2 separate regions of the Homo sapiens genome follow, and region 1 is linked to region 2. Evidence: chromatin loops called from intact Hi-C (ENCODE). Cell type or tissue: IMR-90. All regions are shown on one strand. Each heading gives the region's core, and the rest is flanking DNA. Links, peaks and the distances in the headings are about the cores only. Region 1 has its middle 59 kb from the start of MIR4422. Region 2 overlaps PLPP3 (phospholipid phosphatase 3).

Region 1 (2,500 bases), core at 1-2,500, 1.2 Mb after region 2:
GGAAGTTGGAATCTTTAAATCTGATTGGTGACCCTGGGAGCTGGACAGTAAGTGAGAAAAACCATTATCCCAGCTCTGTCTCTAGTTCATTGTATAATTTTGAATAAGTCAATTCCCCTCTCTGGGATTCCATTCTTAGTTGGTTAAATGAGAGGGTTGGATTAGTTGAGGTACAGCAAATGCATGACACACATGTTGCCATGGGAGACTTACCCATCCAAAGCCCATGCAGACATTGCTAATCAATCACAGCACCCTTTTCCGGTAAGCAGGACACAGTACAGTGCCACCAATAGTCCAGAGTTGGCACATGAAGCAAATAAAACCTGTTTACCATCCCTGAGCTAGACAACTTCCAAGGAGTTCTGCCTGTTATGACATGTTGCCCTCTATGCCCTAGTGAAGAGAACAAAGCAGAAATCAGGAAACCTGGGGCCTTGTCACCACCCTGCCTTGAGTTTTCAGTGCCACCGAGAAAGTAACTCAAAATCTAGGTCTTTCTTTCCTCATTTGTTAAATCGAGGGTAACAATTTTATTCTTGTAATTTTGGGGATCTTTGTAAAGATGAAAATTAAAATTACCACATAGTCTCTTAAAACAATGCGAATTTACTATATTACTATTCTGTAGGTCAGAAGTCCAAAATGGGTTTCACTGGGCTAAAATTGAGGCATCAGCAGAGCCTCCTTCCTTTTGGAAGTTCTAGAGGAAAACCCACTTCCAGCTCTACAGGCTGCCTTAATTCCATGACTGGCAGCCCCTTCTTCCATCTTCAAAGCCAGCAGTGGGGCATTTTCACAACTCTCTGACTCTGACTCTTCCGTTTATTCTCAACTCTCCTTCTCTTACCCTAACCTTCTGCCTTCCCCTTCCAGTATTTAAGCACCCTTGTGATTACATAGGGTCCACCAGGATAATCTTCCTATCTCAAGATCCTTACCTTAATCACATCTGCAAGGTCCCTCCTGCAAAGTGAGGTGACAGATTCACAGGTTTGTGGGGGTTAGGACATGAACATCTTTGGAGGTTCATTATTTAGCCTGCCACACCTCACATAATTCCTTATAAACATCGTCCTCCTGAACAAAGATAAACTGCTCCTGGAGGAAGGCTGAAAAAGGAATTAAACTGCAGAGTCACCAGAAACTTTCTATATCTGCCTGCCTAAACGCCAATGGTTAACATTCTGAAGAGAGCCACAGGAAGGCTAGTTCAGGCTGTTGTCCATTTCATCAACTCTCCACCAAGTTTTTGAGACGAAATACACAAGACAAATTTAAAAAAAAAAAAAAAAAAAAACCAGGAGTGGAAGAAATACTACTTTTTAAACTATCCAACAGCACCCCCCAGTGCCAAGAAGCAGAAAGAGGGGAGAAGGGCTAGCAGTTGGTAAAGGATCAGAATATTGTCCAGGTGTTCACGCTTGTAACACTCCTTTGGGAGGCCAAGGTTGGAGGATCATTTGAGGCCAGGAGCTTGAGACCAGCCTGGGCAACATAGCAAGACTCCGTCTCTAAAAATTAAAAACAAAAAATTAGCTGGAAATGATGGTGCATGCCTGTAGTCCCAGCTACTTGGGAGGTTGAGGTGGGAGGATCTCTTGAGCACAAGAGTTTGAGGCTGCAGTGAGCTATGATTGCACCACTGCACTCCAGCCTGGGCAACAAAGCAAAGTTCTGTCTCAAAAAATAATAATAATAATCAGAATATTTAGCTCCATGGTTCTCCATTAGACACACAAAGCGTGGGATACAACTGATCTGAGACTAGCCCAGGCGTGCGAACTGCATTTTTTTTTTTTTTTTGAGATGGAGTTTCACTCTTGTTACCCAGGTTGGCATGCAATGGCATGGTCTCAGCTCACTGTAACCTCCACCTCCCAGGTTCAAGTGATTCTCCTGCCTCAACCTCCCAAGTAGCTGGGATTACAGGCACCTGCCACCACGCCCAGCTAATTTTGTATTTTTAGTAGAGATGGGGTTTCACCATGTTGGCCAGGCTGGTCTTGAACTCCTGACCTCAGGTGATCCAACTGCCTCGGCCTCCCAAAGTGCTGGGAATACAGGCATGAGCCACTGCACCTGGTCTGCGTGAGCCACTTTCTAAGCTCACCAAGTGATTCTATGTTTTGGACCTTTGATTTACAGTTAAAACCACTGACTTCAGCAAAGCAGTAAACACAGTCTGAAAGCCTTCTAGGCCTTGGGGACTCAAAAATAAATATGATAAGGCTCCTCCTCAAAGAGAGCTTCCAATCTAGGTAGACTATAAGAGCTGGAAAAGACATTGGCCACAACTAACAACTATGGGACATAAGGCAAATTACTTAACCTCTCCGTGACAGATTCCTCATTTGTAAAATTAGAATAATAATAGTTCCTGCCTTATAGGGCTACTAAGAGAGTTAAATGAGGTGACTCACGTAAGGCACTTAACGTGGTATCTGATACAAAATAAGCACACGGCAAGCGTTAGGGGCCAACTGATGAGCCAGAGATG
Region 2 (12,376 bases), core at 267-2,766:
AGGAATCCCAGGCCTGTGAGAAAAGCAAAAATTCACATTGCAGCACATGATGCCAGAAATAGCACTGAATCAAGAAAATAGCCATTGCGGAGCTGCCCTCTTGAGTCTTTCTGTCCATCCCATTCTATTCTGTACTGTGACTTTAGTTCAGGAAGTTTTGTTTTGTGTTTTAAATAAAAGGAAAGAGCAAGTTTGCTCAGTCAAGTGATCAGATCCCGAATCTAGATTCCCAGTTCTAAGGCCTTATCACCTCCCCTGCCCATAGGCCAACAACCATAGTTCCTCACATTAGTGATTAGCAGACTCTTTGTGGACGAGTGAATTTCACAAACAGCACAATTTCAGAAGAAATCGAGGGCACAGGCCCTCACTTTTCTTCTTTTGACGCATCATCCTGTGATGTTGAAATGTCAATTGCAGGATGCTGATGTTGTGCACGTCAATCACCGGGCACTTGCATACTCTTAGAAACAGTTCGACTTCGGTTACTGCCTTCTCCCTTGAAATCCTTGCTGCGTGCCCACCAGGATTTCCTGTGAGGGCCCAGGAATGAGCAAGGCATGGTCTGCCACCAGCTGACGGAAAGCAGCCTTCTGTACAACAGATGGGAGGGTGAAGGGGGCAGAATGAAAATCGAACCAACCTTTTAGCTGTTGCAAATCAGAAGGAGCCAGAGAAGCAGGCAGTCTCATGCATGAGAGGTTACCCTTCAGGATGACAGAGCTGAGGGTCTTTGTAGGAGTTGCTCTTGCTGTGTAAAGCACTATTGTCTTGGGGTTGAGCCCTAGGGCAGTTCTTGGTAGGTTCTGCTGGGCAGAACATATGGGTTAAATCTCGGTAGAGAGTTTCCCTCATCCTCTATCCGTAAGTGTCCTTCCATGCAAGGTCCCACTCTAGGTGATAGACAGGGACCCCTTCTACTGAACCTTTGAGGAAAGGAGGAAGGAAGAAATGCGTTTAGATCTTGGATGCAGACCTTTCAAAGGGTTAAATGTAACCATATGGATCAACCACATGCACATCCTTACTACAGAATCCGTCCTTTCATTTCAACTTATAGCAAGCTATGATTTTTATATATAAATATTATATAAATAATGTATAAAACATTAAAAGTTAACTATGTAAGATATTATTTCTGAAACAATTTAGCTATATCCACTATGATTATAAACTGTGTCTCGACCTGTGTTATTTACATTAGCTGCTTAAAAAAGCATTGAGTTAATTTTTTTAAATATCAACTAAAATATCATAGTTCTGTGGTAGACATTGTTTTATAATGAAATAACTGCAACTAGAGAAAACTGTATAAAAACATTAAATTGTCAGTATTTTTGTAAGGTTCCATTTTGTAAAGAGAATAATATTCAAAGACTTTTGTAGCATACAAAGTGAAAACTTGTATCTGCGAAACTATACTTGTATTAAATGTGCTTTTTAAATAAAAGCTCGTAACACAACTAATTAAGGACTTGCAAGCCTGGAGTGTTTGAGAGATGTTTGTCTCAGGTGTGTGGGTAGGAGAAGGAAGCATCGCGGGCTGGCCTCTTTGAGTGGGCTTGCCTCATCTCAGCGCACCAACTCCTGATTTTTTTCAGTGGGAAATGTGGTGGTCATAGGGTAGATACCGATGTCTGCCCTGCTCTTTCATCTCTGAAAGCCTGTTTGCAGAATGAGGCCCTGGCTCTACCCTCATCTCAGGCTCTTCTAAAGAGCTTTTGTATTCTAAAGAGGATTTTTCCATCAGAGAGGTAGGAGCTGTAGGAACCCCGAGGGCAGATAAGCAGCCCTCACTCTAGATAAGGTATGCTGGGGGAGCTTACTGAGGGAATCCTGTACACAGCCCACATCAAAGGAAGGCTGAGAATGGCCTGTGGCTCCTGCTTCCCTTCCTTGTGTTTCTCCAACCTGGAAGAAAAGGGGAAGCTAGAAATTCACATTTATTGAGCACCTGTGTGCCAGGGATTTCTGCCTATTTGTTCTGTCTGATCTTCACAGCAGTTATTTTGAGAAAGAAAGAATACTAAAGAATGCAAAGATGAAATGATTAGTCTAAGATCCTAGAGCATTAAATTGTAGGATAGGTCTTATATTAATTTGCTATAGCGGCTATAACAAATTACCACAAACGTAAAACAGCATAGATGTATTGTCTTACAATCTTGGAGGCTCTAGGCAAGAAGCTGTTTCCTTGCCTTTTCTGTTTTTAGAGGCCACCCACTTTCCCTGGCTTGTGGCCCTCTTCATGTTCACATGGAGGAAGCAACATTGGGTAGAGTCCTCACCCTGCCATCTCTTTGGTTCTCCTCTTCTGCCACCCCTTTCACATGTAAAGGCCCTCCTTGCTGATTACACAGACCTGCTCATAATCTAGGATAATCACCTATATTAAAGTCAGTTCACTGGCAAACTTAATTCAATCTGCTGCCTTAATTCCTCTTTGCCATGGAACATATATTCACAGATGCCAGGGATCTAAGACATGGCCATATTTCGGGAACCATTATTCAGAGTACCAGAGTTCACCCTCTGGCCCTCAAAAGATTCACATCCATCCCAAATGCAAAACAGATCACCCTATCCCCACATCCCCTAAAGACCTAGGATATGGCAGTATCAAGTCAAAATCCTAAATCTTAACAACTTAAACACCCCAAATCTCATCATCTAAACTAACCCATTCAAATTAGGTAAAAAGGAGGCTCCATGTTTAATCCACCCTGGAATACATTGCTCTCTATGAACCTGTGAAAATTAAGAAACAAGTTATCTGCTCCCTAAATTCACTGGTGAAACAGGCATAGAATAACAGTTATAGACATTCCTATTTAAAAAGGGAGAGAAGCCAGGCGTGATGTTTCACTCCTGTAATCCCAGCACTTTGGGAGGCCGAGGCAGGCGGACCACGAGTTCAGGAGATTGAGATCATCCTGGCTAACATGGTGAAACCCCATCTCTACTAAAAATACAAAAAAATTAGCCGGGCGTGGTGGTGGGCGCCTATAGTCCCAGCTACTTGGGAGGCTGAGGCAGGAGAATGGCGTGAACCCGGGAGGGGGAGCTTGCAGTTAGCCGAGATCCCGCCACTGCACTCCAGCCTGGGCGACAGAGTGACACTGTCTCAAAAAAAAAAAAAAAAGGAGAGAGAGAGAGAAATAGACGGAAAAAAGAAGTCATCAGTCCCCAGCAACTTCAAAATCCAGCAGGGACCAGGCATGATGGCTCACTCATGCCTGTAATCCCAGCACTTTGGGAGGCCGAGGCAGGCAGATCACTTGAGGTCAGGAGTTCAAGACCAGCCTGGCCAACGTGGTGAAATCTCATCTACTAAAAATACAAAAGATTAGCTGGGTGTGGTGGCACACTCCTGTAATCCCAGCTACTCTGGAGGCTGAGGCAGGAGAATCACTTGAACCCAGGAGGCAGAGGTTGCACTGAGCCGAGATTGCACCACTGCACTCCAGCCTGGGCAGTGGAGTGAGACTCTGTCTAAAAAAAAAAAAGGAAAGAAAAATCCAGCCAGGGATGCTCCATTTGGCTTCAAGGCCTGGAAATAGACCCAAGTGGCTCATGTCTGGTTTCTTGCCACCAAGGTCAGCCTGCTCTTTGCTGCTGGACAATGCAGTCCCCTCCAGCCCCTGGAATAGCTCAGCAATTTCACAGCATTTTTATATAAGTGGTGATGTCCGTTTGAGCCCCAAAATGTAGCTAGTAAGATCCTTAAGGCCAGAGGCCAAATTTTCACTTCAAATCTGAAGAACCAGTGTCCAGAGGGGCAGAACAACTCTTGTTGGTGGGGGTAGGAGAGGGAAGGCACCCAGGGAGTGGAGGGACTGGTGAGACCAGAGCCCAAGCCTCCTGATCCGAGTACCCCAGTCTTTCCATTTTATCTTCCAACAGTACTTGACAAACCAAACTTGAGAAGTAGCCCCGTTTCATGCGGACTTAAGGAAACAATGGAGCTGCGTGGTATTGTGAGGAGCAGCATGATGTGGAGAAGGAAACAAGGACCTGGGGACTCAGACCCAGGTTGCAGTCTTGGCTCTGACACTTCCTGGCTATGTGATGTGACTTTGGACACGTTTCTTAACCTCTCTGAGCCTTGGGTTATTGCTCGTTAAAGATGAGATTTACAAGATCTGTTTTTATACCTCTTTGCTCATGGCAGTCTGTGAGCCTTGACTTGCTTCTTTAAATGGGGTTCACGGACTAACAACATTTGTATCCCTGGGGAGCTTGGTAGAAATATAGACCTAGGAGAACCCCTGCCCCACCCCAACCTACAGAATCAGAATCTTCCTTTGGGTAGGATCCCCAGGTGATCTACATGCACAATAAGGTTTGAGAAATACCCCCACTCTTTGCTCATTAAACCTGCAGACTCTGTTCAGGTGTGCTTCCCCCAAGCCACACTCCTCCGGGGCTTGGCTCGGAGCATGCTGGGTGCAGACATCGGTAACCTCTTAGCTTAATGTACCAAAATTGCATGCATAAAGATCTGTATCAAGACTGTCAGATTCTCAGGGGCAGAAGCAAGTCTTATCCTCTGCAAATCCTGCATGTCTGCCTGGCACTGAATAGTTCCCGGCAATTTTGAACCAATTAATCATCACCCGGGTCAAAAAGTCACATGATTCTTGGTAACCATCCAATTAAACAGGCTGCAGGGACATAGAGAATTGCAAAACATTGACCCTGTCCTTAGGAATTAATGAGGACTTAAATTTCCTCTGAGGTAGAGATGGAAAAAAACAAAAACTTTAACAGCTAGAAATCTGCATAAGATTCCTGCCAGTTAGAATAAATTCGTACATTCATTCGTTGATTCCAAAGTATTTCCAAAGAACTGTTTATGTGCAAAATCCTGACGCAGGTACTTTCATGCAGTCTGCTTCATTTAAATCTTCAAAAACCACTGTTAAAGTAGATAGGATTGGGGGGAAATGAAGAGAAGTTGGTTGATAGGTAAAAAAATACAATTGATAGAAGGAGTAAGTTCTAATATTGGATAGTATATTAGAGAAATTGTAGTTAACAATAATTTATTGTGTATTTCAAAATAACTAGAAGAGAAGAATTGCAATGTTCCCAACATAAAGAAAAGATAAATGTTTTAGATGATGGATATCCCCATTACCCTGATTTGATCATTGTATATCACACACATGTATCAAAGTATCACATGTACTCCAAATGTTTGTACAACTATGATATATCAATAAAAAAATACAGAATAAAAAATGTAGCTATGAATAGTCTCATTTTACTGAGTGAGAAACTGAAGCTGTTAAGAATCTTGTTTCAGTTCACACATCTAATATGGGATAGATCTGGGATTCTGATCTAAATGACTTCAATTATCCATTGACTAATATTTATTAATCACTTCCTGTGTACCAGGCACTGGTAAACACCAGAAGTAAAACAGTAGATAAAATGGGATGCCAGCTTCGAGGAGCTTATAGTCTAAAGACGAATACAAACAGTCAAATTACAAATATGTAACTAAGAAATGGGATGAGTGTTCTGAAGAAAGAATGCAGGAGGAGCTATGAGAGCTCTCAGCAGGAGGACCTGCTATTGAGGAGGGCTTCCCTGAGACCCACCTAGAGCTAAAGTCTGGTTAGGGCACTGACCCAACAAAATGAATGAAAAGAGCCCGGCCTTTCAGGAGCCGAGAGCCTAGAATGTAGGTCTAGTAAATAATGAGTAAATAATCCCAGTAGTGTGATGGGGAGGAGGGGCCTTTATGAAGTGCTGTGACATGGAAGGAATCAGAAAGACCTGGACCTGGCCGGGCACAATGGCTCATGCCTGTAATCCCAGCACTTTGGGAGGCCCAGGCGGGCGGATCACGAGGTCAGGAGATCGAGACCATCCTGGCTAACACGGTGAAACCTCGTCTCTACTAAAAATACAAAAAATTAGCCAGGCATGATGGCGGGCGCCTGTAGTCCCAGCTACTGGGGAGGCTGAGGTAGGAGAATGGCGTGAACCTAGGAGGCGGAGCTTGCAGTGAGCCGAAATCGCACCACTGCACTCCAGCCTGGACAACAGAACAAGATACTGTCTCAAAATAAAAAAAAAAGAAAAGAAAAGAAAGACCTGGATCTGCTCCCTACCCTGTGACCCTGTGTAAGCATCCCTTCTAGAACATCTGACTCTGACAAGAAATGTCAAGTTTGTTTGTTTGTTTTTGCATAAACCCCTCTGATATGGTTTGGCTGTGTCCCCACCCAAATCTCATCTTGAATTCCCACGTGTTGTGGGAGGAAGCCGGTGGGAAGTGATTGAATTATAGGGGCGGGTCTTTCCTGCACTGTTCTCGTGGTAGTGAATACGTCTCACGAGATCAGATGGTTTTAAAAAGGGGAGTTTCCCTGTACAAGCCCTGTTCTCTTGTCTGCTGCCATGTGAGATGTTCCTTTCACCTTTCGCCATGATTGTGAGGCCTCCCCAGACATGTGGAACTGTAAGTCCCATAAACCTCTTTCTTTTATAAATTGTCCCGTCTCAGATAGGTCTTTATCAGCAGCATGAAAATGGGCTAATACAGTAAATTGGCACCAGTAGAGTGGGGTGCTGCTGATCCAGGCCTCCTGCTTTTTTATTTTTTTGAGACAGATTCTTGCTCTGTCACCCAGGCTGGAGTACAGTGGTGCAATCTCATCTCACTGCCACTTCCACCTCCCAGGTTCAAGCAATTCTCCTGCCTCAGCCTCCCTAGTAGCTGAGATTACAGGCACGTGCCACCACGCCCAGCTAATTTTTTGTATTTTAATAGAGACAGGATTTCACCATGTTGGCCAGGCTGGTCTCGAACTCGTGACCTCAGGTGATCCACCCACCTCAGCCTCTCTAAGTCTTCTAAAAGAAAACAACAAATGAGTGAATTATCAGAGATAAATATTAGTATCAGGGAGGCTTTGGTGGTATTCTTTTGATTCTCAAACTGTGTAAATAATAAGAACAAGAGAGACAACCTATTTTTAAAACTTCATAACAGGATATACAAGTGGGAGATAAACATATAAAAGCATGCTCAACTTTTTAGTCATGGGAAAATGCAAATTAAAATTACAATGAAATATCATTGCATATCTATGATATTCTTGTCTAAAGTCAAAAAACAGAAAACAAAAAACAGCGAGTGGTACCAAGTGTTGGTGTGGATGTGAAACAACTGGAACTCTCATTCACTGCTGCTGGGCATGTACACTTGTACTATCACTTCGGAAAACCTTTCCAGTATTTACTAAAGCCAATAATACACATACGCTATTCTCCAGAAATTTCACTCCTAAAATACATATCCAACAGAAGGAAATATGTGTGCACAACAAGACATGTACATGAGTGCTCATGACAATACTGTCCCAAACTGGAAGAAACCCAAGTCCCCATTCACAACTGAGCACCAATTAAATAATGGAATTAAATATTCACTTGAAGAAATACTATTTAGCAATAAAAACCAACAAACTCTTAGACATACAACAATATGAGTGAATTGCACAAAAAGAATATTGAATGAATGAAACCAGGCACAAAACAATACATACTATATGGGCTCATTTTTATAAAGTTTAAAACAGGCAAAACTAATCTATGGTGATAGAACTCTGATTTGTGGTTACCTTTGGGGCTATACATTGACTGGGAGAAGACTTGATCTGGGTGGTGGTCACTGTGTGAAAATGTGTTAAGCTGCATACTTATGATTTATGCACTTGTCTATTTGTAGGTCATAGTTCATTGAAAAGGAGAAATGAGGGAAACTTGTACAAACAAAATTTTTAAACACCAAAAGAAAAAGGAGACTGGTAGTATATTGGCAATATTACCGCTTAAATAGCTTTCAAATCCATCCCTGACCACTAACCTGTGCCAGACCTCATTAACTCTTTCTTAGCCTATTGCAAACAGCCTTCTTACGGGGTCTTCCTGCCTCCATTTATCGTCTGCTAAGACCTCTTCCACTCAGAGGTTGGGGGAGCTTTCCAAAGCACAAATCTAAACTATGTCACTCACTTGCTTAGGGAATAAAATGCTTAGCATGGAATTTATTCTTATTCTTAAATTTTGTTTTATTTTGAAAATATACTATAATACAGAGAATAACATGAGACCCCTGTGCCTAGCACTCAGCTATAACAAATTAGCATTGGGCCCTATTTTTCTGGATCAAATGTTGTTGTTAGGAAATAAAACATGGAGATAACATTTAAGCCCATTTACTCCATTCCACACAGTCCCTCCCCAAGGTAACCATTATCCTGAATTTTGGTATGTGTCTTTTAAATTTAGGTTTTCTTACTTGATCCAAAATATGTATGCATCCACGTGCCATATAAAGAACCAGTTGTGAGTTTTAAATGCATATACATGTAAATATTATTAAAGTAGTATGTATTTTGACTATATATTCTGATCATTCCATGTTGTATTTTGCACTGTATATGTGATGGCACACAGACCTGGTGTGGTTCATTTTAGCCACTCTGTGGTGTCATTATATATGAATAAACCATAACTTGTTCATTATAATATTGATGGACATTTAGGTTGTTTCCAGTTTTTCACTGTTACAAACAATGAAGTAACAGAAACCTTAAGTTTTCTCCTTATCCAAGTAAGGGAGAGTTTTAGTCTCAATGGATTTAGCAATGAAATCACTGCATGGTAAAGTATATACATCTCGACTTTAATAAATATTGCCAAAGTGCTCTTCAAAACAGTTATATCAAATTTATACTTTTAGCAGCAGCATCTGAGATTGACAATGGACTTCCATTCTCAACTGTTTGAAAGTATGACACAGTTATTGTTATACTTTTAAATATTACCAGTCTGATAAGGATGAATAAGAAAAATCTTTTTGGGTTTTAATTTTCATTTTCGACACTAAATAGGATGCACTTGTATGGTTTATAATTTTTTATTGTGAGCTTATCTATAGCAGGGCTTGTGTTTTCTCTGCGAGTCTCATATGGCCTGATCTCTAGAAAGCAGTTTTGTGTTTGCTTCTGTCAGGAAGGAGACACAGGGGTTTCTTTGGCCCTGGGCTAGGCAAATCTAATCACGCCATTCTCTTTCAAAACTCTTTACAGAAAACTTACAAAAAATAGTTCATACTGCTTAGATAGATACATAACACTGAATGATTTGGCCTCTACTTCTCTAACTTCAACTTCAGCCTGAAGGTATTACTTAGGTTTTTGTTGCTGTTTTTGTTTTGAGAAAGAGTCTTGCTCTGTAGCCCAGGCTGGAGTGCAGTGGTGTGACCTGGGCTCATTGCAACCTCCACCTACCAGGTTCATGGATTCTCATGCCTCAGCCTCCTGAGTAGCTGGGATTACAGGCACGTTCCACCATGCCTGGCTAATTTTTGTATTTTTAGCAGAGAGGGGGTTTTACCATGTTGGCCAGGCTGGTCTGGAACTCTTAGCCTCAAGTGATCAGCCCCCAAGGCATGAATCACTGCACTCGGCCTTACTTTGGTTTTATACTCCTCTTTTCTTTCTGATTTATGAAGCTTCTTTGGATCTGGTCATATATTAATGGGAAGAGAAAGTTGTTTTTTTTATGTATTTTTTTTTCTTTCTGGAGAAGGTAGTTCTGGATTAGCTAAGTCTGCCATGTTATTAGGTTTGGAATTTCAGGCCAGGCGCTGTGGCTCATGCCTATGATCCCAACGCTTTGGGAGGCAGAGGCGGAAGGATCACCTGAGGTTAGGAGTTCAAGACCAGCCTGGCCAACATGGAGAAACCCCGTTTGTACTAAAAGTACAAAAATTAGCCATATGTGGCACATGCCTGTAATCCCAGCTACTCAGGAGGCTGAGGCAGGAGAATCGCTTGAACCCCGGAGGTGGTGGTTGCAGTGAGTGGAGATTGTGCCATGGTACTCCATCCTGGACAACATGGCAAGACTGTCTCAAAAAAAAAAGATTTGGAATTTCAGCATGAGATTCCCTTCATGATTTAGAACTTGCCTATCTCTCTACCACTATTTCTTTCAACACATCCTCCTTTCCTTTTGTCCCCTAAAATCCAGCCATTCTGAACTACTTGCAGTTTTCCCAAACTCATACCACTTTGCTTTGGCATATGTATTTACTTCTTCCTAGTCCTCTTCAAGGATCAGATCCACCTCCACCTTCACCAGGAAAACTGAGCCCTGAGGTTAGATTGAATGGCTTTGCCGGCCTTCTACTTCTTTCTTGCTCTGTAATTGACTATCTATCTATCTATCTATCTATCTATCTATCTATCTATCTCATCTATTGACTGTGAACTCTTTGAGGGCAATGACGAAGTCTTTTTTTTCCCCCGACTTTTACTTATTTATTTATTTTGAGACGGAGTTTTGGAGTCTTGCTCCGTTGCCCAGGTTGGAGTGCAGCGGCGCGATCTCGGCTCACTGCAACCTCTGCCTCCCGGGTTTAAGCAATTCTCCTGCCTCAGCCTCCTGAGTAGCTGGGATTACAGGCACGTGCCACCTTGCCCAGCTAATTTTTGTATTTTTAGTAGAGACGGGGGTTTCACCATGTTGGCCAGGCTGGTCTTGAACTCCTGACCTCGTGATCCGCCCACCTCAGCCTCCCAAAGTTCTGTGATTACAGGAATGAGCCATCATGCCTGCCCTCCTAACTTTTATTTTAAATTCAGGGGGTACCTGTGAAGGTTTGCTACCTGGGTATATTGCATGATGCTAAGGTTTGGGGTACAAATTATCCCATTGCTCAGGTATGAGCAGAGTACCCAATAGTTTGTTTTTCAAATCTTGCCCTCTTCTGTCCCTGCCTGCTCTGGTTGTCCTCAATGTCTATTGTTGCCATCCTTATGCTCATGAGTACTCAATGTTTAGCTCCCACATTTAAGTGAGAAGATCTGGTATTTAGTTTTCTGTTCCTGCATTAGTAACTTAGGGTAATGACCTCCAGCTGCAGACACGTTGCTGCAAAGAACATGATTCCATTTTTTTAATGGCTGCATACTATTCCATGGTGTATATGTATCACATTTTCTTTATCCAGTTCACCATTGATGGGCACCTGGGTTCATTCCATGTCTTTGCTATTGTGAATAGTGCTGCAATGAACATGTGAACACATGTGTCTTTTTGGTAGAAAGATTTGTTTTCTTTTGGATATATACTCAGTATTGGGATTGCTGGGTTGAATAGTAGTTCTGTTTTAAGTTCTTTGAAAAACCTCCAGACTGCTTTCCACAGTGGCTGAACTAATTTACATTCCTACCCACAGTGTATAAAAGTGCTCCCTTTTCTCCACAGCATTGCCAACATCTGTTTTTTTTTTTTTTTTTACTTTTTAATAATAGCCATTCTGACTGGTATGAGATGGTTATCTCACTGTGGTTTTGACTTACATTTCTCTGATGATTAGTGATGTTGAACATTTTCTCATATGTTTGTTGGTCACTTGTGTGTCTTCTTTTGAGAAGTGTCTGTTTATGTCTTTTGTCCATTTTTTAATGGGGTTTTTGTTTGTTTGTTTGTTTGTTGAGTTGTTTAAGTTCCTTATAGATTCTGGATATTAGGCCTTTCTCAGATGCATAATTGGTGAATATTTTCTCCTGTTCTGTGGATTGTCTGTTTACTATGTTGATCATTTCTTTTTGTTGTGCAGCAATTCTATAGTTTAATTAGGTACCACTTGTCAATTTTTGTTTTTGTTACAATTGCTTTTGAAGACTTAGTCATCAATTCTTTCCCAAGGCCAGTGTCCAGAAGGTGCTTCCTAGATTTTCTTCCACAATTCTTATAGTTTGGGTTCTTACATTTAAATCTTTAATGCATCTTGAGTATGGTGAAAGGTAGGGGTCCAGTTTCAATCTTCTAGATATGGCTAACCAGCTATCCCAGCACCATTTATTGAATAAGGAGTCCTTTCTCCATTGTTTATTTTTGTCAACTTTGTTGATCAGATGGCTGTAAGTGTGAGGCTTTATCTCTGGTCAATGACAGTGTCTTATCCTTCATTTTTTCCTTAGGCTAGAACATAGTAGCTGGCACAGAGTAGGTTCTTGTTAAATACTTTTTGATTGAATAGATGACTAAAGAGTCTCCCCTTTCGTTTATATGCAGAAGTGTATGTGTGTGTTATGTTATTATATGTGCAAATATGTATACGTACTTGTAAATATATTATGATTGGATATCCACACAACTTTGTGTGTCTGTGTGTGTGTGTCTAAGTATACATGTGTATGCATATGTTCACTCTCCTTCTCCTGAGTGGGTGACACAAACTATTAGGTGGCATTTGTGGAGATGCTGCATGCAATGTTTGTGGTGAAAGTGGAGAAGGGAAATAAAGGATAATTGCCACTTTAGTGGCCAAACCATGGAA

What was found. Peaks named below come from ENCODE experiments on the same cell type or tissue, not always from the same donor. Only the 100,000 strongest peaks of a DNase experiment are listed, where the experiment ranks them.
Region 1: it touches region 2 in a loop (3-fold over the local background); 2 of 110 quality-filtered maps call a loop at or near these places.

Annotation. Positions count from the first base shown.
Region 1 is chr1:55,283,814-55,286,313 of GRCh38, reverse strand. No RefSeq gene overlaps it. Among named protein-coding and RNA genes, the nearest start is that of MIR4422, 59 kb to the right of the region's middle. In IMR-90, for the core only: a CTCF peak has its summit at 1,347 (motif pointing left); a DNase peak (open chromatin) is centred at 1,323; H3K27ac peaks cover 628 bases.
Region 2 is chr1:56,483,852-56,496,227 of GRCh38, reverse strand. PLPP3 (phospholipid phosphatase 3) reads left to right here. Exons shown (of 6, transcript NM_003713.5): 6 at 1-1,467. It overlaps LOC124904185 (a long non-coding RNA gene), which reads left to right and starts at 11,893. Exons shown (of 2, transcript XR_007066106.1): 1 at 11,893-12,376. RefSeq lists enhancers at 1,493-2,151, 5,332-5,831. In IMR-90, for the core only: no CTCF peak of the experiment used is centred there; no DNase peak of the experiment used is centred there.